Regions from separate parts of the Homo sapiens genome. Here region 1 is linked to region 2. Evidence: chromatin loops called from intact Hi-C (ENCODE). Cell type or tissue: mesothelial cell of epicardium. All regions are shown on one strand.

Evidence for each region. Peaks named below come from ENCODE experiments on the same cell type or tissue, not always from the same donor. Only the 100,000 strongest peaks of a DNase experiment are listed, where the experiment ranks them.
Region 1: it touches region 2 in a loop (23-fold over the local background); 6 of 110 quality-filtered maps call a loop at or near these places.

The regions. Positions count from the first base shown.
Region 1 is chr2:190,656,549-190,659,048 of GRCh38, reverse strand. All of the region lies in intron 3 of NAB1 (NGFI-A binding protein 1), which reads right to left. Among named protein-coding and RNA genes, the nearest start is that of NAB1, 8.7 kb to the right of the region's middle. In mesothelial cell of epicardium, no CTCF peak of the experiment used is centred here; no DNase peak of the experiment used is centred here.
Region 2 is chr2:190,376,494-190,378,993 of GRCh38, reverse strand. No RefSeq gene overlaps it. Among named protein-coding and RNA genes, the nearest start is that of MFSD6, 31 kb to the left of the region's middle. In mesothelial cell of epicardium, no CTCF peak of the experiment used is centred here; no DNase peak of the experiment used is centred here.

The DNA of each region.
Region 1 (2,500 bases), 280 kb before region 2:
CGTGACTGCCTGTGAAGGCAGCATTCTCTCTACATACTTTATCTCATTCTGAACTCCTAAAAACCTTATAGGTCAGTAACTAAACTGACGTACTTTCCCAAAAGAGAATAAATGGTAAGCAGGAATCTGGAGGTTCAAACCAAGGATCAAACCAAAGGTTCCATGTCCCGTATTTTTGGCTATATACTTTGCTACTGCCAAGGTTTGGACGCAGGTGGAGTGAAAGATAGTCAAATTTAGCAGGAGGTAAGAAGCAGAGTATGCTAACCATTTGCTGAATACTTACTTTGTGCCAGGCAATACAATAAACACTTTACATTACGTATGTCTAATTCTCACAATGGCCCTGTGACACAGGTACAGTTATTCCCATTTTATAGAGAAAAAATGAGCAAGATGAGTCTGGCAGGCAGAGGAAGATAGATTTCAGTATGAATTGGAGGTGAGAAATAGAAGGTGTTAATTTAGGAATCAAGAAAGAAGAGGTAGAGAAAAGTCAAACAAGTAACTGACAAGACTTGGTGATCACTTAGATCTAAGTGAGGAAGGAAGTTACTCTTTATTGACATTTATTGATGAAGAAAACAGTTACCATTTATTGACACTCTGTGGTTTAAGGGAAGAGTTACAGGTGACTACGAGATTACATCTGAGAGTTCAGAATTCTAACAGGCACTGGAGACACAGAAAAATGAGGATGATGGGATTCCCTTTCAAACACATGGCACTCGCACATGGCACAGGGTAGAAGGCTTATGTAGAATGGCCCTGCATGCAAAATAATAGACTAGAATCTAACTACGTATCAGGGAGAGGGCTGTAGGATAAAATAAGGAGGGTGGGTGATCACTCCAAAGCAGCAGCAGAAAGCCTAAGACAGAGCCAAGGAAGAAACATACTTTTTGAGCCCAAGCAAGACAAAGAAGTCTGTTTTTAAAGAGACAGAACAAGACTCAGCAAAGTACTTCTTGACCTCTTAGCAGCCTTTAAAAGTTGTTCACAGTTGCCTGGAGACCTCCCACATACAAAGAGGAGTTGGCCAAGTACTTCCATTTAAGAGAAACAAATAAACTTGTTGTAATCAAATGCACCCTTAGGATTAAAAGTACCCTGTAGCCCTCTATGGAGAAAATAACAGAAGGCTAAAAGAATATGTGCATCAGAGAAAAATGGAAGACCCACTCTCAACTCTGACAGTATGCAGCAATAGTTAACTGGGACGTCCCTGAAAGCCAAGAAGTCACTGAACTTGGGACTTTTGTTTTATGCCACCAATCAGAATGCTACACAAAATTCTAGTCTCAGTCACTCCAAGCCAGGAGAATGGGTGTCCCTACCACTCTAAGCACTGACTACCGGAAGTCCCATCTCCTGGAACCTCTGTGTCATCCACATCTGTTTTGACTTCCGCAAATTTTATGTCTCTTTCTTTGCAAGGGCTAGTATGGGCATAACCAGGTTACCTGATGACTTCCCAAAAGACAACAAAGGCTGAATTAGGGCCCAGTAGCTTCTACTAAAACCCAGGAAATCACCTGGGGTGCTTTTGAAAAATACAGTTTCCCAGGTGCCTGAGATGCATCTCAGGAGACTTCCATGATTAGGCAAATATGACACACTGCACAAGATTCCTACTTAATAAATCCTCCGGGCACCACAAACTCCTACAGGTACTGTGATGACCCAGGTAATTCTTTAGGTCAACCTTCACATTCATGCCACCTCAGTCCTCTGGATAAAAACGTTCTTGCATCTTCTAAATCACCTAAAGGAGGCTCTGCCTGTCCTCCCACTCCAGGGAGAATCTATCATCCACCTGGGCACTAACTCACAAAAACAGAGCTCTCAGGAGTTACAGACCCAAGTTTAGAGCTATATTAAACTACACTATACCAAATAGAAGGGCTGCTATAAAGTGTTGGAGGTGGAAGAAAGGACATTTACTTTCCTATCATACACCTCGTGCAATTCCTCCATAGGCTTTCAACGCAATACAGAAAAAAAAAGTACATGTGTAATGTGTATATACATACACATGATCAAAATAGACTGTGGAAGACACAGAAGCTCCAAGACATGGGGCTTCTCAGTAGTACACACACTATCTTTTTTTAATAAGAGGACTGTAACTTTGCAAGGTTTACAGGGTGATCAATTAACTCAGCATATGTGCTCCTCACATTATGGAATAGAGCAGAGATTACATGAGGAAATCTGGAAAAATACTTTTAAATCTTTTTATGAGCAATAAGAAAAAATATATGTTAGACAAATACAAAAGAGAAACTTAAGAACTAAAAGACTCAAGCTTATATTTTATTCTTCTGAGATAAGGCAATGATTTTAGAAAATAATTTTCAAGTTTTATCCTTTCTCATCTTTACCCACTTAAAAAAAAAATGAAACCCCCTAGTTCTTAAGAGAAAGCCCTCTGCATGGGTAAGAAAGTAGTTATGAATATAATATCTCCATAAAGACTGATAGGACCAAGTCTACATTT
Region 2 (2,500 bases):
ACTTCCTCCGAACACAGGGCTCCCTTAGGGACCTGTGTTCATTGAGGTTCAATAGTTTGTTTTTCATACTCCAATCATTTTAACACAGCAGAAAACCCTTTACGAAAATACTCATGCCTTGGCACTTCACAATCTCATGCCAGGAGCCTGTTACAAAAGGGGTCAGGAGCCACAGCAAAAGATTGGCAACTGATACCCAGTACAATGATCTTCAGACTCTACTGAGTGTAGGACCCAGTCCTTAGGAACAGTTGGGCTGAGTCAGAGATGATGCTAAGTAGAAGCAGATGGCTGGCGGAGTAACAGGCAAAAGGAAGTGTAGAAAATGTATTAAAGGCTGGGCGCGGTGGCTCACGCCTGTAATCCCAACACTCTAGGAGGCAGAGGCGGGCGGATCACGAGGTCAGGAGATGGAGACCATCCTGGCTAACACAGGTGAAACCCCGTCTCTACTAAAAATACAAAAAATTAGCCGGGCGTGGTGGCAGCGCCTGTAGTCCCAGCTACTCCGGAGGCTGAGACAGGAGAATGGCGTGAACCCGGGAGGCGGAGCTTGCAGTGAGCCAAGATCGCGTCACTGCGCTCCAGCCTGGGCGACAGAGCGAGACTCCGTCTCAAACAAACAAACAAACAAACAAACAAAACAAAACAAAACAAAACAAAACCCTACAAATGTATGATTCCATTTATCTGAGGTACCTAGAATAGTCAAATTCATAGAGACAGAAAGTAGAATGGCGGTTGCCAGTGCCTGGTGGGGGGATGGGGGAAATAGGGAGTTATGTAATCGGTATGGAGTTCGGCAGATGAAGAAGTTCTGGAGATGAATGATGTCACTGGTTGTACAAGAATGTGAATGCACTTAATGTTACTAAACTGTACACTTAGGGTTAAAATGGTACATTTTAGGTTATGTATATGTTACCACAATTTTTTTAAGTGAAAAACCTGGCTGGGAGTGGTAGTTTATGCCTGTAATCCCAGCATTTTGGGAGACCAAGATGGAAGAATCACTTGAGCCCAAGAATTTCAGAACAACCTGGGCTACACAGTAAGACCCTGTCTCTACAAAATATGTTTTTAAGTAAAAAAAAATTATCAAAGATGCTTAAAGATAAGCAAATCTGAATGATTTGGGTTTTATACTTTTCTTTAGCTGGGTGGTTTATTGAAAGAACCAAAAAAAAAAAAAGTAAAATGGACATGAGTCAGGCACTAACAGACAAAAATTGAGGGTTTAAATCAGTGCTGTATAGAAATATAATGCAAGCCACACATGCAATTTTAAATTTTCTTGTAGCTATATTCACAAAAGCACAAAGAAACAAGTAGAACTAATTGTGGCAATATATTTGATTTAACCCTACATACCCAAAATACCATTTCACATTAGAACCAATATAAAGAATTATGATGTTCTTATTTTTAAATAAAATTTAAACATTATTTTAAAATAAAATCCAATGTGCATGTTCACAGCACATCTCAATTCAGACTAGCCACATTTCAAGTGCACAATAGCCACCTGAGGCTAGTGGCTACCATTTGGGCAGTGTAAATCTAGATTACCTGTAGATTAGATAATGATTCTCAGGATAATCTGCATAATCAGATCATAATCATTAGAATTTAAAGAACCATAGCACTAAACTGCCACATGCATGGCCTACCTCATGGTATATTAGTGTGATAAATTGATTTTTAAAAATCTGTCTTGGTGGAAAAAGAAACAGCTACAAATTTCCGAGTTTAATGACACTCCTGCCTATATCCTAAGGGAAATAATGTATGAACTCTGTCTTTTCATTATTTTGCCTACCTTGATACGGTTATTTAACCACATGATGAGTTTGTCCCAACACCTGTCCTACTAATTTACTATGGTCATAGTTTGAGCTTGTTTGAAAGATTGAGGGTGATAAGCCATCTTGACATAGAGCTTCCTGCTTTTAGAAATACTTGACCCAACGTGGGTGAATTTAAACATTGCGTCTCAGGCAACCCATTCTCAAATCCAGCTGGAAGGACTGAGCTTTTGCTATAGGGAGAAATAGCCAGTTTCCTTGTATTCTAGTTATTGTAAGCTCTCATTCTTTCTCTGTTCCATGAGAGTGGAAGAAAAGTGACTTAACCATTACTTTCCCCTCTTACCTCTTTATAGGGCTGATAGCCAGGACTTGAATATTAGCTTTGGTAATATGCCAATGCTTGTTCTGTCACAAAAGTCCATGGCTTACTTTCAACATTAAAGTGGTTGTTTGACATTGAGAATTTAACTGACCAACTGTAGGACTAATTCTCAGCATTATAGCAAAGGTTTCTGAAGTGTTTTGGAAATAATGGGTAGAAGTAAAGATGTAGTTGATACTGCATATTACTTCTTGTTCAGCTTCTGAGCCTAATTCCTTCTGTCCCCACTTATTTAACACTGACAATGTGCCTAGGCAATGGAGATACATAATATATGAAAATCCCTGCCTTTTTGAAGCCAACATTCTAG